Linked DNA regions of Homo sapiens: region 1 is linked to region 2. A link is a loop called in an ENCODE intact Hi-C map of the cell type or tissue named here. Cell type or tissue: mammary epithelial cell. All regions are shown on one strand. Each heading gives the region's core, and the rest is flanking DNA. Links, peaks and the distances in the headings are about the cores only.

The links. A loop is a pair of places that touch in the nucleus more often than their neighbours do. Peaks named below come from ENCODE experiments on the same cell type or tissue, not always from the same donor. Only the 100,000 strongest peaks of a DNase experiment are listed, where the experiment ranks them.
Region 1: a loop joins it to region 2, with 8 times the contacts of the local background. A loop is called at or near these places in 79 of 110 quality-filtered maps.

The regions. Positions count from the first base shown.
Region 1 is chr11:67,086,266-67,102,086 of GRCh38, forward strand. No RefSeq gene overlaps it. Among named protein-coding and RNA genes, the nearest start is that of KDM2A, 25 kb to the right of the region's middle. RefSeq lists a silencer at 8,864-8,933 and enhancers at 9,034-9,093, 13,626-13,735, 13,929-14,429, 14,146-14,265. In mammary epithelial cell, for the core only: a CTCF peak has its summit at 8,825 (motif pointing right); no DNase peak of the experiment used is centred there.
Region 2 is chr11:67,164,777-67,172,776 of GRCh38, forward strand. The region is part of intron 2 of KDM2A (lysine demethylase 2A); the gene reads left to right. Among named protein-coding and RNA genes, the nearest start is that of KDM2A, 50 kb to the left of the region's middle. In mammary epithelial cell, for the core only: a CTCF peak has its summit at 3,680 (motif pointing left); a DNase peak (open chromatin) is centred at 3,575; H3K27ac peaks cover 1,354 bases.

The DNA of each region.
Region 1 (15,821 bases), core at 4,231-12,230, 74 kb before region 2:
AAAAATCAGCCAGTCAGGGTGGCACGTGTCTGTAGTACCAGCTACTCGGGAGGCTGAGGTGAGAGGATCACTTGAGCCCAGGAATTCAAGGTTATAATGAACTATGATTGCGCTACTATACTCCAGCCTGGGTGACAGACTAAGATCCTGTCATTTAAAAACAAAAGAAAAGGGCGGGCGCAGTGGCTCAAGCCTGTAATCCTAGCACTTTGGGAGGCCGAGGCGGGCGGATCACAAGGTCAGGAGTTCAAGACCAGCCTGGCCAACATGGTGAAACCCCATCTCTACTAAAAATACAAAAATAGCCGGGCATGGTGGTGCGTGCCTGTAATCCCAGCTACTCGGGAGGCTGAGGCAGGAGAATTGCTTGAACCCAGGAGGCAGAGGTTGCAGTGAGCCGAGACTGCGCCACTGCACTCCAGCCTGGCGACAGAGCAAGACTCCGTCTCAAAAAAAAAATAAAAATAAATAAATAAATAAATAAAAACAAAAAAAAAGTAAGAGAGGCCGGGCGCAGTGGATCATGCCTGTAATCCCCGCACTTTGGGAGGCCAAGGCGGGTGGATCACGAGATCAGGAGATCAAGACCATCCTGGCTAACACGGTGAAACCCCGTCTCTACTAAAAATACAAAAAATTAGCCGGGCGTGGTGGTGGGCGACTGTAGTCCCAGCTACTCGGGAGGCTGAGGCAGGAGAAAGGCGTGAACCTGGGAGGTGGAGCTTGCAGTGAGCTGAGATCGCGCCACTGCGCTCCAGCCTGGGCGACAGGGCAAGACTCCATCTCAAAAAAAAAAAAAAAAAGAAGTAAGAGAAAAACTGGAAAACATTTAAAAATAGTATATATATATATTTTTTAGACAGAGTCTTGCTCTGTTGCCCACGCTGGAGTGCAGTAGTGTGATCTCGACTGACTGCAATCTCTGCCTTCCGAGTTCAAGTGATTCTTCTGCCTCAGTCTCCTGAGTAGCTGGGATTACAGGCACCCACCACCACACCCAGCTAATTTTTGTCTTTTTGGTAGACACAGGGTTTTGCCATTTTGGGCTTGAACTCTTCAGGTGACTCACCCGCCTCAGCCTCCCAAAGTGTTGGGATTACAGGTGTGAGCCACTGCACCCGGCCATTTGTTTGTTTGTTTGTTTGTTTGTTTTTAGATGGAGTCTGGGATTACAGGCAAGTGCCACCACGCTCAGCTAATTTTTGTATTTTTAGTAGAGATGAGGTTTCACCATGTTGGCCAAGCTGGTCTTAAACTACTGACCTCAAGTTATCCACCCGCCTTGGCCTCCCAAAGTGCTGGGATTACAAGTGTGAGCCACCGCGCCCGTCCACCCAACTAATTAAAAAAAATTTTTTTTTGTAGGCTGGGTGTGGTGGCTCACACCTGCAATCCCAGCACTTTGGAAGGCTGAGGCGGGCACATCCCCCTCGAGGCCAGGAGTTCCAGACCAGCCTGGCCAACATGCAGAAACCCAATCTCTACTAAAAATATAAAAATTAGCCCAGTGTGGTGGCGTGTGCCTGTAATCCTAGCTATTTGGGTGGTTGAGGCACGAGAATCGCTTGACTCCAGGAGGCGGAGGTTGCAGTGAGCCAAGATCAAGCACTCCAGCCTGAGTGACAGAGCGAGACTATGTCTAAAAAACAAAAAATTTGTAGAGATCATATTGCCCAGGCTGGTCTCAAACTGCTAGCCTCAAGCAATCCTCCCACCTTGGTCTCCCAAAGTGCTGGGATTATAGGCGTGATCCACTACATTTGGTCTCAGAATTGTTAAAGGGGATCCAGGACAAAGGTTTGTTTGTTTATTTATTTTGTTGATGTTGTTGTTTTGAGAGGGAGTCTCACTCTGTCGCCCAGGCTGAAGTGCAGTGGCACTATCTCGGCTCACTGCAACCTCCGCCTCCCGGGTTCAAGCAATTCTCCCACGTCAGCCTCCCAAGTAGATGAGATTACAGGCACCCACCACCACACCTGGCTAATTTATTTATATTTTTAGTAGAGACAGGGTTTTGCCTTGTTGGCCAGGCTGGTCTCAAACTCCTGGCCTCAAGTGATCTGCCCGACTCCGCCTCCCAAAATGCTGAGATTACAGGCGTGAGCCACCGCGCCCAGTTATTTTTATTTCTATTTAAAAATTTTAAAATATTCTTTTGTTTTTTGAGACAGGGTCTCTGTCGCCCAGGCTGGAGTGCAGTGGCGCGATCTCAGCTCGCTGCAACCTCCACCCCCCGGGTTCAAGTGATTTTCCACCTCAGCCTCCAGAGTAGCTGAGACTACAGGCACACACCACCACACCTGGCTAATTTTTTTATTTTTGGTAGGGACAGGGCTTCCCCAGGTTGGCTAGGCTGGTCTCAAATTCCTGCCATCAAGTGATCTGCCCCCCTTGGCTTCCCAAAGTTTTGGGATTACAGGTGTGAGCCACCACGCCCGGACCAGGACAAAGGTTTTACATAAAAAACTTACTGAATTTTCCAATGACACCCCTGGTTTTAGATACATTGATTCATTGTCTGATCAAGATCAGATCATTATGGCCAACCCAGTGGCCATAATTAGGAAAATCACTTGAACCTGGGAGGCAGTGGTTGCCATAAGCGGAGATCGCGCCATCGCGCTCCAGCCTGGGCAACAAGAGCGAAACTTCGTCTAAAACAACAACAAAAACAAAACAAACCCCAATAAGCTGGTTGTTTTTTGTTGTTTTTCTTTTGTTTTGTTTTTTGAGATGGATTCTTGCTCTGTAACCCAGGCTGGAGTGCAGTGGCGGGATCTCAGCTCACTGCAACCTCCGCCTCCCGGGCTCAAGCGATTCTCTTGCATCAGCTCTGGACTAGCTGAGATAACAGGCATGCACCACCACACTGGCTAATGTTTGTATTTTTAGTAGAGATGGGGTTTCTCCACCCACCTCGGCCTCCCAAGGTGCTGGGATTAGAGGCATGAGCCACCACGCCCGCCAAGCTGGGTATTTTTTTTTTCCTCCAAGACAGTGTCTCGCTCTGTCACCCAGGCTGGAGTGCAGTGGCTTGATCTTGGCTCACTGCAACCTCCGCCTCCCGGGTTCAAGCAATTCTCCTGTCTCACCCTCCCGAGTAGCTGGGATTACAGGGGTTAGCCACCATGCCCAGCTAATTTTTGTATTTTTAGTAGAAAGAAGGTTTCACGACGTTGGTCAGGCTGGTATCGAACTCCTGACTTCGTGATCTGCCTGCCTCGGCCTCCCAGAGTGCTAGGATTACAGGCGTGAGCCACCGCACCCGGCCGACAACTTGATTTTTATATGAAAAGGTAACCAGGGCCAGGCATAGTGGCTTATGCCTGTAACCCAGCATTCTGGGAGGCTGAGGTGGGTGGATCACCTGAGGTCAGGAGTTTGAGACTAGCCTGGCCAACATGGTGAAACCCTGTCTCTACTAAAAATACGAAAAATTAGCTGGGCATGGTGGTGGGCACCTGTAATCCCAGCTACTCAGGAGACTGAGGCAGGAGAATTGCTTGAACCCGGGAGGCGGAGGTTGCAGTGAGCCAAGACTAAGCCACTGCACTCCGGCCTGGATGACAGAGTGAGACTCCATCCCAAAAAATAATAATAATTTTTTTAAAAAAAAGAAAACTTGGCCGGGCGGCGCGGTGGCTCAGGCCTGTAATCCCCGCACTTTGGGAGGCCGAGGAGGGCAGATCATGAGGTCAGGAGATCGAGACCATCCTGGCTAACATGGAGAAACCCCGTCTCTACTAAAAATACAAAAAAATTAGCCGGGCATGGTGGTGGGCGCCTGTAGTCCCAGCTGCTGGGGAGGCTGAGGCAGGAGAATGTCATGAACCCAGGAGGTGGAGCTTGCAGTGAGCCAAGATCATGCCACTGCACTCCAGCCTGGGTGACAGAGCAAGACTCCATCTCAAAAAAAAAATAAATAAATAAATAAAATAAAAAAGAAAAGTTGCCGGCTGCAGTGGCTCATGCCTATAATCCCAGCACTGTGGGAGGCCCAGGCGGGCGGATCATGAGGTCAGGAGATCATGACCATCCTGGCTAACACGGTGAAACCCTGTCTCTACTAAAAATACAAAAAAAAAAAAGAAAAGAAAAGAAAAATTAGCCAGGCGTGGTGGCAGGCGCCTGTAGTCCCAGCTACTCAGGAGGCTGAGGCAGGAGAATGGCGTGAACCTGAGAGGCGGAGCTTGCAGTGAGCCAAGATCGCACCACTGCACTCCAGCCTGGGTGACAGAGCAAGACTCAAAAAAAAAAAAAAAAAGATAAGTTAACCAAAGCAATTTACCTCTGTGATCTTCCTCCTAAAATCCCACAATCCTTGTCTAATAATGAGAAAAATACCAGACAGATCCAATTAAGGGGCATTGTACAAATCTGACCAGTCCTCAAAACTGTCAAGGTTATCAAAAACAAGGAAAAGGCCAGGAGCAGTGACTGATGCCTATAATCCCAGAACTTTGGGAGGCCGAAGTGGGAAGACTGCTTGAGGACAGGAGTTCAAGACCAGCAGTCTCTGCAATGTGGTGAGACCCTGTCTCTACAAACAAAATTAGCCTGGTATTGTAGCTCAAACCTCAGTCCCAGGAGGCTGAGGTGGGAGGACTGCCTGAGCCAGGAGGTTAACGCTACAGTGAGCCGTGATCGCACCATTGCACTCCAGCCTCAGACCATGTCTCAAAAAACAACAACCAGGAGAGTCTGAGACACCATCACAGCCAAGAGAAACCTAAGGAGACATGACAACTCAATGCCATCGATGTGGTGTCCTGAATGGGATTCTGGCACAGAAAAGGACATTAGATTAAAACTAAGGAAATCAGGCCGGGCGCAGTGGCTCACGCCTGTAATCCCAGCACTTTGGGAGGCCGAGGCGGGCGGATCACCTGAGGTCAGGAGATCAAGACCATCCTGGCTAACACAGTGAAACGCTGTCTGTACTAAAAATACAAAAAATTAGCAGGGCGTGGCAGCAGGCACCTGTAGTCCCAGCTACTCGGGAGGCTGAGGCAGGAGAATGGCATGAACACGGGAGGCGGAGCTTACAGTGAACTGAGATCGCACCACTACACTCCAGCCGGGGCAACAGAGCAAGACTCCGTCTCAAAAAAACAAAAAAAAAAAACTAAGGAAATCAAGCTGGGCACAGTGGTTCACGCCTGTAATCCCTGCACTTTGGGAGGCCGAGGCGGGAGGATCACCTGAGGTTGGGAGTTCGAGACCAGCCTGGCCAACATAGAGAAACCCCGTCTCTACTAAAAATACAAAAATTAGCTGGACATGGTGGCACATGCCTGTAATCCCAGCTACTTGGGAGGTTGAGGCAGGAGAATCCTTGAACCTGGGAGGCAGAGGATGCAGTGAGCTAAGGTTGTGCCATTTTACTCCAGACTGGGCAACAAGAGCAAAACTCCGTCTCAAAAAAACAAAACAAACAAAAACTAAGGAAATCAGAATAAAGTATTCTTTTGTTTTGTTTTGTTTACTTTAGGTTCTGGGATACATGTGCAGAACGTGCAGGTTTGTTACGTAAGTATACATGTGCCATGGTAGTTTGCTGCGCCTATCAACAAGGTTTTAAGCCCCGCATGCATTAGATACTTGTCCTAAGCCAGGCGTGGTGGCTCACACCTGTAATCCCAGCACTTTGGGAGGCCGAGGCAGGCGGATCACTTGAGGTTGGGAGTTCGAAACTACCCTGACCAACATGGAGAAACCCTGTCTCCACTAAAAATACAAAATTAGCCGGAGGTGGTGGTGCATGCCTGTAATCCCAGCTACTCGGGAGGCTGAGGCAGGAGAATCGCTTGATCCTGGGAGGCAGTGGTTGCAGTGAGCCAAGATCACACCATTGCACTCCAGCCTGGGTTACGAGAGTGAAACTCCATCTCAAAAAAAAAAAAAAGATATTTGTCCTAATGCTCTCCCTCCCCTTGTCCCCCACTCCCCGACAGGCTCCGGTGTGGGATGTTCCCCTCCCTGTGTCCATGTGTTCTCATTGTTCAACTCCCACTTAGGAGTGAGAACATGCGATGTTTGGTTTTCTGTTCCTGTGTTAGTTTGTAAAGTATGATCTTTAATTAAAAATAATGTGTCAATATTGTATGTATCATTACTTGTTTTTCCTTTTTCTTTGTTTATTTGTTTGTTTTTGAGACAGAGTCTCACTCTTTCGCCCAGGCTGGAGTGCAGTGGTGCAATTTCGGCTCATGGCAAGCTCCACCTCCCAGGTTCAAGAGGTTCTCCTGCCTCAGCCTCTCTTTTTTTTTTTTTGCCTTTGAGACGGAGTCTTGCTCTGTCACCCAGGCTGGAGTGCAGTGGCATTGCAAGCTCTGCCTCCCGGGTTCATGCCATTCTCCTGCCTCAGCCTCCCGAGTAGCTGGGACTACAGGCGCCCACCACCACGCCCAGCTAATTTTTTGTATTTTTAGTAGAGAGGATGTTTCACCATATTAGCCAGGATGGTCTCGATCTCCTGACCTCGTGATCCGCCGGCCTTGGCCTCCCAAAGTGCTAGGATTACAGGCGTGAGCCACCGTGTCCAGCCTGCTTCAGCCTCTTGAGTAGCTGGGATTATAGGCGTGCGCCACCGTGACTGGCTAATTTTTTATATTTTTAGTAGAGATAGAGTTTCACCATGTTGGCCAGGCTGGTCTGGAACTCCTGACCTCAAGTGATTTGCCCGCCTTGGCCTCCCAAAGTGCTGGGATTACAGGCGTGAGCCACCACGCCCAGCCATGTATCATTACTTGTAACACACGTACCACAGTAATCTGAGATATTAATAATAGGGGAAACTTGGTGCAGGGCTATATAGAAACATACTTTTCCTGCAAATCTAGAACTGTTCTAAAGTAGAATGGTTATTTAAAAAATCAGGCCAGGCGCAGTGGCTCAGGCCCGTGATCCCAGCACTTTAGGATGCCAAGGCGGGTGGATCACAAGGTCAGGAGATTGAGACCATCCTGGCCAACATGGTGAAACCCCATCTTTACTAAAAATACAAAAAAATTCGCTGGGCGTGGTGACATGCGCCAGTAGTCCCAGCTACTCGGGAGGCTGAGGCAGGACAATCGCTTGAACCAGGGAGTCAGAGGTTGCAGTGAGCTGAGATCGTGCCACAGCACTCTAGCCTGGCAATAGAGTGAGACTCCGTCTCAAAAAAAGAAAAATCAAAGTAGCCACCAGAAATTACAGTAGTAGTCAGGTGAAATCCCAAGAGTAGGACCTGGCTGGGTGGGCCACCTGAGGGCTGCCCCTACTGGTACCTAGATGGCATACTGGCTGAGGGTAGGTCCCAGAGACCCAATAGCAACCCATCTGCCTCCCTCAGTGCAGAGCACTGCTCAGTAAATGCATGTGTGCAGCGTAAGATGTGAACTGCCCCAATTCCAGGCAAGACCTATAGGATGGGTGCAACGCACACCTACTTGTGAAATTCTAGTCCTGGGTGGAGCAGTAACCCACTTGAACCAGGGGATACCTCCTGAGGTTTAAACAAACCTCAGCTGGCAGCTGACAATAGAAATGCAAACAGCCAAGCCGGGCACGGTGGCTCACGCCTGTAATCCCAGCACTTTGGGAGGCTGAGGCGGGCGGATTGCTTGAGGTCAGGAGTTTGAGACCAGCCTGGCCAACATGGTGAAACCCCGTCTCTACTAAAAATACAAAAATTAGTGGAGCATGGTGGGGTGTGCTCCCACCTACTAGGGAGGCTGAGGCAGGAGAATCGCTTGAACCCAGGAGGTGGAGGTTGCAGTGACCAGAGATCGTGCCACTGCCCTCCAGCCTGGGCAACAGAGCAAGACTCTGTCTCAAAAAAAAAAAAAAAGCCAGGCGTGGTGGCTCACACCTGTAATCCCAGCACTTTGGGAGGCCAAGGTGGGCAGATCACGAGGTCAGGAGATTGAGACCATCCTGGCTAACATGGTGAAACCCCATCTCTACTAAAAATACAAAAAATTAGCCAGGCATGGTGGCCAGCACCTGTAGTCCCAGCTACTTGGGAGGCTGAGACAGGAGAATGGCGTGAACCCAGGAGGCGGAGCTTGCAGTGAGCCGAGACACGCCACTGCACTCCAGCCTGGGCAACAGAGCGAGACTCCGTCTCAAAAAAAAAAAAAAAAAGAAGGGAGGGAGGGAGGGAGGGGAGAAGGGAGGGAGAAAAGGAAGGAGGGAGAGAGAGGGAAAAGGAAGGAAGGGAAAGAGAGAGAAAGAACGAATGAAAAGAGAGAGAAAGAGGAAGGGAGGGAGGGAGGAAGGAAGGAAGGAAGGCAGGAAGGAAGGAAAAGAAGGAAAGAAGGAAAGAAAGAAAGAAAGCCCCTGATAGCTTTAGATTTGCTCATGCAGACCAGGCGCGATGGCTCATGCCTGTAATCCCAGCACTTTGGGAGGCCGAGGCAGGCGGATCACGAGGTCAGGAGATCAAGAGCATCCTGGCTAACATGGTGAAACCCCGTCTCTACTAAAAATACAAAAAAATTAGCCGGGCGTGGTTGCAGGTGCCTGTAGTCCCAGCTATTTGGGAGGCTGAGGCAGGAGAATGGCCTGAACCTGGGAGGCGGAGCTTGCAGTGAGCAGAGATCACGCCACTGCACTCCAGCCTGGGTGACACAGGGAGACTCTGTCTCAGAAAAAAAAAAAAAATAGATTTGCTCACGCATTTTTCCCACCTGGTGCCTGTTCGCTCAAGTTTCCTTTGCCCACCCGTCCTGGGTCTCTGGGCTGCAGGCAGAGCAGCTCCCAAGCTTCTCCAAGTTCACTGGCCCCTCTTCCCACCTTAAAACCAGCTGCATCAGCAGAAGAGATTATGCCAGGTATTAAAAGCCCGCCAGGGGGCGGGGGTGGGGTGGGGTAGGATTGCCAGGCCAGCATGCTAGAGGCCCAGGCACCTGCAGGGACACCAGGAACAGCTGTCCACCAGCTGGAAGGGCCACTGCTCCCCTACATGTGCCCAAAACCTGACCTTCCCTGTGCCTCTAGCTGAAGTTTGCTCCAGTCCAGGCTCACAAGGCAGTGGTCTGTGGTCAGCTATGCATGGGGCTTGGGATGCTAGGATTGTGGTGGAAGTGAGGGAAAGATTTAGGGCTGAGCCAGGTGAGGGGACACTGGAGAATTTTCACAGCTGGGCTGATCCTGGAGCAGGAGTGAGAGCAGTGGTGGGATGTGCAGGATGGGCTGGAGGGACCTGCAGACCTCTCTGGATGGATGATGCTCCAGCACCCGCTCAGGGTGAAGACAAGCAGGGTTCAGGATGAAGACCTCTCACCTAAGCAGCAAGGGTCGACCCTGCCCCTCTCCCTGCCCTGTCCCCTGAAGCTGCTAGTCAGTTGCAGCGTGAGTACTGGGGCAGAAACTGTCCTCTCCGGAGAAGTGCTCACACTGCAGGGGACACTGCTGGGGGTTCAGGGGAGAATGGGACCCTCACCCCCGTGAGTAACTAGGGATCAGTAACTAGGTAGCCGCCTTCCTGCAGCAGGCCACCCTCTGGCCCCTGCTTCTTAGCTGCAACCTCTGCAAGGTCCTGGCCCATATAGGTGTGACCTGTGAGGAGGTTAAAGGAAAGGTACCTTAGCCCCTGGCTGGGGCTCTCTCTCTGAAGTGCACCTGTAGTCCCAGCTCCTCGAGGCTGAGGCAAGAGGATCACCTGAGCCCAAAAGTTTGAGGCTACAGTGAGCTATGGTCACGCCACTGCACTCCAGTCTGGGTGAAAAAACGAGACCCTTTCTCTAAAAAAAAAAGGAAGTCCAGGCGTGGTGGCTCATGCCTATAATCCCAACATTTTGGGAAGCCAAGCCAAGGTAGGCGGATCACCTGTCGGGAGTTTGAGACCAGCCTGACCAACATGGCGAAACCCCACCTCTACTAAAAATACAAAATTAGCTGGGTGTGGTGGCATATGCCTGTAATCCCAGCTACGCGGGAGGCTGAGGCAGGAGAATCGCTTGAACCCAGGAGGCAAATATTGCAGTGAGCCAAGATCACGCCATTGCACTCCAGCCTGGGCAACAAGAGCGAAAGTCCGTCTCAAAAAAAAGAAAGCAAAAGAAAAAGAAAGGGCACATTGGCCGGGCGTGGTGGCTCATGCCTATAATCCTGGCACTTTGGGAAGCCGAGGCGAGCAGATCACCTGAGGTCAGGAGTTCAAGACCAGCCTGGCCAACATGGCAAAACCCTGTCTCTACTACAAATACAAAAATTAGCCAGGGGTCGTGGCAGGCACTTGTAATCCCAGCTACTCGGGAGGCTGAGGCAGGAGAATCACTTGAACCCAGGAGGCTGAGTTTGCAGTAAGCGGAGATCATACCACTGCACTCCAGCCTGGGGTGACAGAGCGAGACTGTGTCAATAATAATAATAATAATAATAATAATAATAATAATAATAAATAAGGGGCATCTTTGGCTTTGGGTGGAGCCAGGCTGGTGGCTGCAGGGGCCCCATGGGAGCAGGGAGGCCGGGAGACACTGCTACCAGGGACCTCCACTCACCTGCCTCCTGCCCTCCCAACTCTGCCTTAGAGCCCAGCAGGCTGCCTCCCAGCAGGCTGGCTCTTGCAGTGGGATGTGGCACAGGAGGTTTTTGTTTCCAGCGGGCTTTCCTTCCCACATCTGCAAGTTCAAACTCAATGCCCATGATCCCTAGAAAGCCTTGGTAAAGGATGTCACTAAGTCTGACATTCTCTCAAACTGAACTTTTTTTTTTTTTCTGGTGCCCACCATACCCTACCCTAGTTCTCTCAGAGCATCCAAAGAACTCTCCAGAACTCTCCATTGCCCTCTGTAGCTCTGGATGTGGTGCCTACCACGGGCCGTTGGCAGTCCCGATTCTGTGTCTCTGACCAGGGGTTGCTCAGGCCACTGACTCTGCACACACATGGGGCAGTGAGTGTGCCAGGGAGCCAACAGCCTCTGGAAGCAGCCCACAACCAATGGCAGGTGGCAGCGGGTGGATAAGGAAAATGTGGAGTCCCCTTCTACACTGTCTCCCAGAGGTGTCCAGCCAGGCAGCACCAGCAGCCACTGCAGTGACTTGCTCGACGATGCACCCTTCGTTGGTTCTCTTCCCTCCCTTGTCTTACTTTCCACTCCTCTGTCAGTATTTCCTAGGACCATTTCCCAAATAAACTTCTTGCACTTGAATCCTTGCCTCAAGGTTTGCTTCTGGGTGAATTCGAAGTAAGGCACAGTGGCTCACACCTGTAATCCCAGCACTTTGGGAGGCTGAGGAGGATTGATCACCTGAGGTCATGAGTTCGAGACCAGCCTGGCCAACATGGCGAAACCTCGTGTCTACTGAAAATACAAACATTAGGCGGGCATGGTGGTGGGTGCCTGTAATCCCACCTACTTGGGAGGCTGAGACAGGGAGAATTGCTTGAACCTGGGAGTCAGAGGTTGCAGTGAGCAGAGATCACACCACTGCACTCCAGCCTGGGTGACAGAGTGAGACTGTCTCCAAAAAACAAAAACAAAACAAACAAAAAACCTACAAAAAAACAAAGACACACTCACTTGCTTACATTAAGAACAGGGTCTGGGCAGGGCGCAGGGGCTCATGCCTGTAATCCCAGCCTTTTGGAGTGTGTGTCTATGTGTTTATCTGTCAGGGTGAAGGTGGCTCTCAGAATTGATTGGGGGCAGCTGGGCGTGGTGGCTCATGCCTGTAATCTCAGCACTTTGGGAGGTCGAAGTGGGTGGATCACCTGAGATCAGGAGTTTGAGACCAGCCCGGCTGACATGGTGAAACCCTGTCTCTACTAAAAATACAAAAAATTTGCCAGGTATGGTGGCAGACGCCTGTAATCCCAGCTACTTGGGAGGCTGAGGCAGGAGAATCACTTGAACCCAGGAGGCAGAGGTTGAAGTGAGCCGAGGTCACGCCACTGCACTCCAGCCTGGGCAACAAGAGCAAAACGGGGCCGGGCACAGTGGCTCACGTCTGTAATCCCAGCACTTTGGGAGGCCAAGGCGGGTGGATCATGAGGTCAGGAAATCGAGACCATCCTGGCTAACACGGTGAAACCCCATCTCTACTAAAAATGCAAAAAATTAGCCGGGCCTGGTGGCGGGCGCCTGTAGTCCCAGCTACTTGGGAGGCTGAGGCAAGAGAATCGCTTGAACCCGGGAGTGGAGCTTGCAGTGAGCTGAGATCGCACCACTGCACTCTAGCCTGGGCAACAGAGCCAGACTCCGTCTCAAAAAAAAAAAAAAAATAGAGCAAAACGTCATCTCAATAACAAAAAAAAAAAAGGAAGAAGAAGAATTGATTGGGGGCTGGAGGACCAGGTTTGGGATGGGCAGGAAGCCAGATGGGAATGATGTCCATCTTTCTCCACTTCCTCAGGCCACCTGCTTGGGAGTCAGCAACCTAAAAAAGGAGGTCTGCTGGGTCAAACCGAATTTGACCCGGCTGCACCCGGTCAGGAGAGGGAAGATGTCTCTATTCTCCCCAGTACCACCCATGGGGCATCTCCAAGGGAGACTGGGTACCTGTAGGAACAACCTCACTGAATGGAGTTGGATAGGAACCACCAAGAAATGCAAATGTACCTCGGCCTTTATTATTCTTCTCCCAACCATAAGGCAAAGCTTAGACTACAAGTTTGCCACCACCCTCCACACCCCATGTCCTCTGCCACACTTCACACTGCTCCTTTTCTCTGACCCACTTGGATGCCTCTTCCCATTCTTCTGTCACTGTCTCACTCTAGTCGCTATCACCACTGCCCATTACCACCTCCTCCCTCTGGGTATCTGGCCTCCAGCAACTAACTGCCTGCCATGTGCCCAGTGCTGGCTGCCAAGCTGTTTCTCCCATCTTTAGTGGCTGTCAGTGATCAACCTTGTCCCATCCTGGGCTCTAAACTTGCCACCAGCTCTTTCTCCCCGGGGTATCCTCTACCTCTTCTTCCTCCAACTCCACCCCTACCAGCTGGGCCTTCCTGGCAGTGACTCAATGTCTTCCTCCTCCAATAATTTCACTCCCATTTGAGTCTTTGCTCAGATGCAAATACTTTATGTGCCTGCAATGTACTCCTCCAATAGTTACTTTTACAAATTCCACCTCTTTCCTGGCAAACCCTCTTGCCTGTCTCCCCGCCCCCAACATCGGCCACTACACCAGGGGCCCCTCTCCTGTTACCCTTCGCAAGCATTTAGTGAATGAGGAAAACTATTTTCGGGGCCTGATTCCAGACATGGTGGAGGAAACAGGCACACAGCAAGCCCATTCTGTAGGAAGCTTACTCCACTGGAGAGAGAACCAGACACACTCACAGAAGTGAGGCCAGGCGTGGTGGCTCACGCCTATAATCCCAGCACTTTGGGAGGCCAAGGTGGGCGGATCACCTGAGGTCAGGAGATTGAGACCAGCCTGACCAACATGGTGAAACCCCGTCTCTACTAAAAATACAAAATTAGCCAGGTGTGGTGGCGCAGGCCTGTAATCCCAGCTACTCAGGAGGCTGAGGCAAGAAAATTGCTTGAACCCGGGAGGTGGAGGTTGCAGTGAGCTGAGATCCTGTCATTGCACTCTAGCTTGGGCGACAGAGCGAGACTCTGTCTCAGAAAAAAATCAAACGCAAGCGAGCATGCAGTAATTGCCAAGCTGGGTGAATGGATTTTCAGGGCTGTGGGAATTCACAGAGTGCAGCAGGGAAGGCCTGTGCATGTGTTTGGAGGCAGAGGAGGCGGCAGGGAGGAGAGAGTGTATCCAATGCCTGTTTGAAGGGGAGGACAGCATAGACCTCATTTCACACAGGAGGGTGCAGGGGAATCTCCAACAGAGAAGTCACTGGCCAGGTGGTGGGGAAAGTTCAGGGCCGTAGCAGCCACAGGGACAAACCCGCAGAGAAGACATCTGAAGTTCTGAGAATAAATGAAAGCCTCAAGAGAGAGAAGAGCAGAGGGTTGAGGACTAGGCCTTGCAGGAAGCCCAAAGGCAGGGGTAGGGGAGAGGGGCAGAGGGTGAGCCTGCAGGAGGGAGAAACTCTTGTTTGTTAGCCTGGGCCACTGTGGCCTGTTTAGGACTCTACGCTCTCCTTCCTGTGTAGGGCACCTGTGCGCAGTGCCTGGACCTGCCTTGGTTCTCACTGACCCTCTGGCATAACTGGTGGTCACAGGAAGTTGGTTTCCTGTGAGCTTTCATGATGCTTCCCGAATCCACCCACTTCTCTCTCCACTTCTGTGGGGTAGAAGACTGTAGACAGAAAGTAGTAAGTTTAAAAAAGGAAAGAAAAAAAGAAAAAAAGAAGGCCAGGCATGCTGGTTCATGCCTGTAATCCCAGCACTTTGTTTTGTTTTGAGAGAGTCTCACTCTGTCACCCAGGCTGGAGTGCAGTGGCGTGATCTCAGCCCACTGCAACCTCCACCTCCCTGGTTCAACCTATTCTCCTGCCTCAGCCTCCAAAGTAGCTGGGACTACAGGCACGCACCACCACTGCTGGCTAATCTTTTGCATTTTTAGATACAGACCAGGTTTTGCCATGTTGGCCAGGCTGGTCTTGAACTCCTGACCTCAGGTGACCCACCTGCCTCAGCCTCCCAAAGTGCTGGGATTACAGGCATGAGCCACCACACCCGGTCATGCCTGTAATCCCAGCACTTTGGGAGGCTGAGGTGGGAGGATCACTTCAGCCCGGGAGTTTGAGGCTGCAGTGAGCCATGATCACGCCTCTGCATTTCAGCCTGGTCAACAGAGCGAGACCCTATCTCAAAAAAATATATATGTCATAGTAAGATCTGGCTTCTCTCAGAGAGAAAGGGGTCACCTTATCCACCCCTGCCTCAGTCCCTTTGTGCTGCTATAACAAAATAGCTGAGACTAGATTATTTATTTATTTTTTTTTTTGAGAGGGAGTCTCGCTCTGTCACCCAGGCTCGAGTGCAGTGGTGCGATCTCGGCTCACTGCAAGCTCTGTCTCCCAGGTTCATGCCATTCTCCTGCCTCAGTCTCCCGAGTAGCTGGGACTACAGGTGCCCACCACCATGCTCGGCTAATTTTTTGTATTTTTAGTACAGACGGGGTTTCACCATGTTAGCCAGGATGGTCTCGATCTCCTGACCTTGTGATCCACCCACCTCGGCCTCCCAAAGTGCTGGGATTACAGGCATGAGCCACCGTGCCCGGCAAGACTAAATAATTTATAAAGAATAGAAATTTATAGCCAGGAACAGTGGCACGTGCCTGTAGTCCCAGTACTCAGGAGGCTGAGGTGGGAAGATCCCTTGAGCCTAGGAGTTTGAGACTAGTCTGGGTAACATAGTGAACTCTCATAGTTCTGGAGGCTGAGAAGTCCAAGATCAAGGCACTGGCATCTGGTAAGGGCCTTCAGACTGCATTGTCAGATGGCAGAAGAGCAGAAGACAGTGAACCCGCTCTCTCTCTTTTTTTTTTTTAAGACGGAATTTCGCTATGTCACCCATGTTGGAATGCAATGGTGTGATCTCAGCTCACTGCAACCTCCCCCTCCCGGGTTCAAGCGATTCTCCTGCCTCAGCCTCCCAAGTAGCTGGGATTACAGGCACCCACCACCACGCCCGGCTAATTTTTGTAGTTTTTATTAGAGACGGGGTTTCTCCATGTTGGCCAGGCTGATCTTGAACTGCTGACCTCAAGTGATCCACCCACCTCAGCCTCCCAAAGTGCTAGGATTACAGGCGTGAGCCACTGGACCCAGCCCCCACTCTCTTTTATAGCAACATTAATCCACTCCTGAGGGCCCGAGCCCTCATGACTTAAACACCTCCCGTTAGGCCCCACCTCCAAAACTGTCGCACTGAGGATTGTTTCCAACACATAAACTGTGAGGAACACATTCA
Region 2 (8,000 bases), core at 1-8,000:
TTAGTGGAGGTGGGGTTTCACTATGTGGGCCAGGCTGGTCTTGAACTCCTGATCTCAAGTGATCTACCCACCTCGGCCTCCCAAAGTGCCGGGATTACATGTGTGAGCACCGCGCCTGGCCTGCTATTGTACTTTTTAATGATGTTAGTCAGTTTACCACTCTTAGAGTAACTTTCTTAGGTAATTTCAGCGATGAAGACATAGTTTTCTCTGCTTTAACTTTAGTTGGTGCAGATGGGGTGACTGAACACATAGAAGGAAAGAGGTCTTGCCAGGACTGTAATGTAATGGTGGTAGTGGGACGGGTAGGAGTATATGTGTTTGAAGGGAGTAATTTAGAATACCAACTTTTTTTTTTTTTTGAGACCGACTTTCACTCTTGTTACCCAGGCTGGAGTGCAGTGGCGCGATCTTGGCTCACCGCATCCTCCACCTTCTGGGTTCAAGCAGTTGTCCTGCCTCAGCCTTCCTGAGTAGCTGGGATTACAGGCATGCGCCGCCACACCTGGCTAATTTTGTATTTTTAGTAGAGACGAGGTTTCTCCATGCTGGTCAGGCTGGTCTTGAACTCCTGACCTCAGATGATCTGCCCACCTCAGCCTCCCAAAGTGCTGGGATTACAGGTGTGAGCCACCGCACCCAGCTTAGAATACCAACTCTTGATCTTATGCCAGTTCCTTCTAAAGCTTCTACTCCTAGATGTGAAATTTCATAAATCTTAAGTTTGACAGTTTGAAATAGAGGTCATTTGTTGATTAAGAGACTGACCTTTGTCTATGAATCAAAACATTAATCACAGCTCCAGAGAGAAGGATCATGTAGGAAAGCTTCCTGATGAGAGGAATGTAGCAAAGCTGGAAAATAGGTGCATTTATAGACTATCTTCTGGTTTCAAGTGACTGCTTGCTATCTCCCTTAATTCACTTAAAGACTTAGGAGAAACAGCATGTGTGACAAATTTCATGGTTTTTATCATTAACCAAGCAAAGATCTAGAGTTAGTGTTTTTTAAGACAAGCTGTTCTTTCAGGTTTATAGTAACCTTTCTTGACTGGCAAAAAGAAAGGTCACTCTTACTTCCCCTTTAGATTTACGGTCAACTTTTAGGGGTTTTTTCTTTTTCCATAACTTCTTATTTGTATAATACTTTCATTAATCCTTATATTCTAGGAACTAAATTGGCATGACCAGTACCATGTATTATACTGATGACTTAACAGTTGCATCAATTATAAAAGGTGGTGAAGAAACTAGGCATTATCTTTGTTTCCCTTTTCTGTGTTTGTTGATACAGAAATCAGGCAGTAAACAGAAGTATTCAGGGAGTATTTGTATTTCAGTAGGTGTTTCACTGGCTAATGAAAATCAAGTTAAAAAATTGGTTGACTTTCAGGAGAAACAATATTTCTCTTTTTTTTTTTTTTTTTTTGAGACAGTCTCACTCTATCGCCTAGGCTGGAGTGCAGTGGTGTGATCTCGGCTCACTGTAATCTCTCCCTCCTGGGTTCAAGTGATTCTCGTGCCTCAGCCTCCCAAGTAGCTGGGACTATAGGCACATGCCATCATGCCCGGCTAATTTTCACATTTTTTAGTAGAGACAGGATTTTGTCAGGTTGGCCAGGCTGGTCTCGAACTCCTGACCTCAAGTGATCCGCCCGCCTTGGCCTCCTAAAGTGTTAGGATTACAGGAGTGAGCCACGGTGCCTGGCTGAGAAACTGAATATTTCTGAGTTATATTATTGTTTCCAATAGTAGTATTTGTGTATGAGGGTGGAGTGGGGGTGCTTTAAAGATTACTTCTTGCCCGGCATGGTGGCATAAGACCTGTAGTCCCAGTAACTTGAGAGGCTGAGGCAGGAGGATCTCTTGAAGCAAGGAGTTCTGGGCTGTAATGCAGTATACAGATCAGGTATCTGTACTAAGTTTGGCATCAATATGGTGACCTCCCAGCAACTGGGGACCAAGAAGGGAGTACACTGGTTCAGGTTGGAAACTGAGCAGGTCAAAACTCCTGTGCTGGGCTGAGCGTGGTGGGTCATGTCTGTAACTCCAGCAATTTGGAAGGCCAAGGCGGGCGGATCACTTGAGGTCAGGAGTTTGAGACCAGCCTGGCCAACGTGGCGAGACCTCGTCTCTACTAAAAATACAACAAATTAGCCAGGCGTGGTGGTGCACGCCTGTAATCCCAGCTATTCAGGAGGCTGAGGCAGGAGAATCACTTGAACCTGGGAGACGGAGGTTGCAGTGAATTGAGATCATACCATTGCACTCCAGCCTAGGCGACAGAGCGAGACTCTGCCTCAAAAAAAAATTAAAAAGTTTAATATTGCGAGTTACTGCTTTTGTTAGCACCCAAGGAGACAAATATATGCATATTCTAGTAAAACCTTTGGAAAAACCAAGAATGTGCCTTAGATATAACATCTAAACTCAGATTGCTTCTCTTCAAGATGATGTTGAGATGCCTTATCCTCATCTTGAATTGATAGCCACATTTTGTTGTTGTTGTTGCAGAGTTGTGATGATATCATAGTTAAATGTGCAGCAAGCACACTGAACAGTTGATTATACCTGATGGTATGCAGGAAGGCAGGCAACAGTGATGGGAGAGATCTAGCACTTTTAACTCATTTCTTGACCAATTAGTTTTGTGGAGGGCTTGTTTGTGGTCAGGGTAAGTGTATCCCGACTCTTTTAGGATCATTCTGTATATAAGTAGCTATTTGACACTAGTTCTTGGGGGAACTTTTTAGGGAATAGTTTACTTTTGTATATTCATCTTCTCTTGAACATTCTGCCTTCACAGCTATCTTTTTTTTTTTCCTTAAAGGTCCTACTGACTAAATATTTTTTTTTAATCAAGAGACTTAGGTACGCATAAGCTTCCTGCTAAATTCTGTAGACACCTTCTATTTATGGGTTACATTATCTGGTTGTTGGAATTATTGTGATCTAACATTTTTCATGTATGGAAACTGTTCTATGTACTGTTGATCTCTGTAGAATTTGATCTTTTCCAGAATGTATTTGAAGGCTGACCTTTCAGTAAAAGAAATGCAAGCTTTTCAGCCATGTTAATTTATCACTGCATCTTCTTTGTAATATATATGGCAGTTATGTTAAAAGTAAACATGTGTTTTTCCTTATTCTCTGTGCTCAGGCCATTTATCATTTAGGGACAAAAAGTTTTATATAGATCAAAAGATAAAAACTTGGGCCTAAGGCTTAGTCATTGTAAGGCAGTGATTCCGACTCTTTTTATACTTCCTTAGGGCATTTTAATTAAAATCCATCATGAGATATGAAATTATCAAACTTTGTATAACCTTTTATTTTAGAAGAAAGTTTTATATATATCTTATTAATAAGGAGATACTGATAAATCTAGTAAGTGAAGAGAAACCCCCTAAAATTTGAAGAGATCACTGCTATAGAGGAGCAACACAGTCTGTATCTATGGTCTTTGGAACTTGGTAGATGTCCAGTGAAGTTATGCTGAATGAATCAGCATTTTTCTTATGTGGCTTCTTAGGTGGAGCTTCCCCCAAACCCTCTGTGTTAGTTGTTCTTCCTACTGGGCTTCAATAACATTTGTATCTACCTGTCTTAATACATAGCACATTAAATTGTAATTCTATAATTTATTTACATATTTGTTGCCCCCTAGTGGCCAGCAATCTTCTTGAGTGCTAGGACTACATTTTAATTTTTGTATACAGAGTGTCTGGCTATTTTTTCTATATTCAGCATGGTCTTGTATGAATTATAATACACACACACACACACACACAGTCTTGTATGAATTATACACACACACACACACACACACACACACACACACACACACACACACACACACACACACACACACACACACACACACACACACGGTCGGGGGGATAGACAGCAATGTCCGTCTATCCACATATGGCCCAGTGTGTGACCTGGCAGCAGTGCTGGGTTTTCAAAAGGTTGCAAAGAAGAAAATGAAAGCAACAGCGTTTTAAAGTTCAGTTGATTTTTTGGATATGTATGCATTCATATGTTGTGGGAGAGCAGAGTGAAAGCCTGAGGTTGCTTTTTCCTTTAAAATGTATTTATTTATTCAAGTACATATTAAGGCTATGAAGTGGGGATTTGGTATATGTTGCAAAGATTCAGATTTAATCCATGTAGTTTTTTTTTTTTTTTTTTTTTTGAGATGGAGTCTCACTCTGTCGCACAGGCTGGAGTGTAGTGGTGTGATCTCAGCTCACTGCAACCTCTGCTGCCGGGGTTCAAGCGATTCTCTTGCCTCAGCCTCCTGAGTAGCTGGGATCACAGGCGCCTGCCACCGCGCCTGGCCAATTTTTGTATTTTTAGTAGAGATGGGGTTTCAACATCTTGGCCAGGCTGGCCTTGAACTCCTGACCTCGTAATCCACCTGCCTTGGCCTCCCAAAATGCTGGGATTACAGGCGTGAGCCACTGCACCCGGCCTAATCCATGTAGCTTTATATAACTTTACAAAACAATGCCCTAAATTTTTTTTTTTTAAATCGTATCACAGTGTGAGACATGAAAATCTAATAGTGACAAGATTGGTTTCTTTCTTTCTTTCTTTTTCTTTTTTTTTTTTTTTTGAGATGAAGTTTCGCTCCTGTTGCCCAGGCTGAAATGCAGTGGCACCATCTCGGCTCACTGCAACCTCTGCCTCCCAGGTTCAAGTGATTCTCGTGCCTCAGCCTCCTGAGTAGCTGGGATTACGGGCCTGAGCCACCATACCTGGCTAATTGTTTTTTGGTAGAGAAGGGTTTTCACCATGTTGGCCAGGCTGCTCTTGAACTCCTGACCTTAGGTGATCCTCCTGCCTCAGCCTCCCAAAGTGCTGAGATTATAGGCATGAGCCACTGCGCTCAGCCCATCACTTGGTTTCTTTTTTCTTTCTTTTTTCTTTTTTCTTCTCTCTCTCTCTCTCCTTCTCTCTCTCTCTCTCTCTCTCTCTCTTTTTTTTTTTTTTTTGAGACGGAGTCTCACTCTGTCACTCAGGCTAGAGTACAGTGGCGAGATCTCGGCTCACTGCAACCTCTGCCTCCTGGATTTAAGTGAGTCTCCTGCCTCAGCCTCCTGAGTAGCTGGGATTACAGGCACGTGCCACCATGGCAGGCTAATTTTTGTATTTTTAGTAGAGATGGGGTTTCACCATGCTGGCCAGGCTGGTCTCGAACTCCTGACCTCGTGATTTGCCCACCTCGGCCTCCCAGAGCGCTGTGATTACTGGCGTGAGTCACCATGCCTGGCCCACAGTTTCATCTTTTTAGAGGTCTATAATAAATTATAACTACAAATATAGGAAGTGAGAACACATTTTCATGGCATACACACAATAAATGTACCGAGTTCAAACACCTTGTGATAGAAAATGCTGATTAGAAATAGCAGTGTTTTCATTTCAGCCAGAATAGTTGAACAACCAGTAGTTTGTCAACGAAAAGCTAGAATTAGAAACCAGGAATGGTGGAATATTAGATAAACAATAATATAGCTAGAAATGTAGTGTCCCTTAACAAATATCAGAAATCTCTTACCCCAGGGAAGATCCTTTGCTAATCCTTTATCCTACCAAGCATGGGGTTTTTTTTTTTTCTTTCTTTCTTTTTTTTTTTTTTTTTTTTTTGAGATGGAGTCTCGCTCTGTCGCCCAGGCTGGAGTGCAGTGGCGCGATCTCAGCTCACTGCAAGCTCCGCCTCCTGGGTTCGCACCATTCTCCTGCCTGAGCCTCCCGAGTAGCTGGGACTGCAGGCACCTGCTACCACACCGGGCTAATATTTTTGTATTTTTAGTAGAAACGGGGTTTCACCATGTTAGCCAGGATGGTCTCGATCTCCTCACCCAGTGATCCGCCCGCCTCAGCCTCTGAAAGTGCTGGGATTACAGGTGTGAGCCACCGCACCTGGCCCAAGCATGGTTTTCTGACTAAAAGACATTCTTTGTTGCTGACTGGTCCCACCACTACACCTTCTCTCTCTCTGCCAGACCCATTTAAGCTGTATCTGAGGTCGTCCTTGACAATTTCTTCCGGTTACCTTAAGAGACTGGTCTGGTCGAAGTCTCAAGTGGATTTTTGTAGCATAGAGTAGTGGTTAGGACTGTCAGCTCTAGAACCAAAGTACCTGGGTTCTAGATCCTAGCCACATCAATTACTAGCTTTGTAACCTGGGCAAGTTACTTCTTTCATTTTCCTTGCTTTGGTAAAGAGGGTATTAATATCTCATAGGGATGTTGGATTTAAATATATTAATACATGCATAGTGCTTGTTACAGTACCTGGCACATGGTAGGTACTTAAACATTTAGACTCCTTTGTGCCTTTTGGAATGGGAATTGCTTAAGCTGTCCTGAAAAAATAGCCTTTAACATCTGTTTGATTGAGATTTGTGATACATAGAAGTTGAGAGGAAGATGTGGAAAGCCCTAAGAGAGCTACTTGCCAACCCCACCATCAGGTCTCCCTCAGTGTTCCTAGTCAGGACAGACGAGGCCGAGTCTGAAATTAGATAGTCTTTGAATGCAACATAAACAGACCAGAGGGACTGGTATGTAGCAAATTGTCAATATATAATGTAAATAGGAATGAAATTGAAATGATGTGAGTTGGATTCAGAGTGTAGAAGACTTTATTTTAGAACATAATGGGGCCTTAAGTTGTTTACTTCCAAGGGAAAGTTGAGATCTGAGAGGTTAAATGATTTATTAAACTGCCTATAGTTGCACAGCAAAGTAATAGAAAAAGTGACACCAGATATATTTTCCCTTTAGACACATTTGCTTTTTTGTTGTTTTTCTGCTATTACCCAAAAAGGTTAGCTTGGGTCAGCTTTACCTTTCTGTTTCTTCATGTGTAAAATAAATCCATCATTCGTCTTAATTCTCACAGTGTGATTATCTTAGGCAAGAAAAACTATTTGATACAAACTAGGTCTCAAACTCCTGGCCTCAAGTGATCCTCGTGCCTTGGCCTCCCAGAGTGCTGGGATTACAGGCATGTGCCACTGCTCCTGGTCTTGGCATGCTTACTGAAAATCAATTCACTGTAAGTGTAAGAGTTTATGCCTGCATTCTCCTTTCTGTTCCATCAATCTATATGTTTCTCCTTAAACACCAGTACCACCCAGTCTTGATTACTATATGTTTATAGTAAGTTTTGAAATTACTATAGTTTTATAGTGAGTTCTTCACTCTTCTTTTTTCTTTGGAGGCAGGATCTCACTCTGTTATTCAGGCTGAGTTCAGTGGCGTGAACATGGCTTACTGCAGCCTCAACCTCCGGGACTCAAGCCATCCTTCTACCTCAGCCTCCTGTGGAGTTGGGACTACAAGCACACACCAGCACTCCTGGCTAATATATTTTTTTTTTGTAGAGGCAGTGGCTGGTCTTGAACTCCTGGATTCAAGTGATCCTCCTAGCTTTCTTTTGTTCTCTTTAAGGATTGTTTTGACTATTCTGGTTTGCTGGTATTTCCATATGAATTTTAGGATCATCTTGCTAATTTCTGCCAAAAAGAAAAAAAGCTGTGATTTTGATAAGAATTGCTTTGAATTGGAAGATAAATTTGGGAGAGTATTGCCATCTTAATAAGGCCTTTCAGTTCATGAACACAGGACATTTTTCTATTTAGCTACCATTTAATTTCCTTCAACAATGCTTTGTAGCTTTCTGGTATATAAGTCTTGTACTTATCTTGTTAAATTTATTCCTTAGTTTTTTTTATGCTATTATAAATGGATTTTTTTTCAACTTCATCTTGGGATTTTTTGTTGCTAGTATATAGAAATAGAACTGATTTTATTAGCTCTTATAGTTGTGTGTGTGTGTGTGTGTGTGTGTGTGTGTGTGGATTCCTTATAGTTTTCTGTGTACAAGATCATGTAATTTGTGAATAGATGTAGTTTTACTTGTTCCTTTCCAAACTTTTCTTTTTCTTGCCTAATTGCCATAGCTAGAAATTTCTTGCCTAACTGC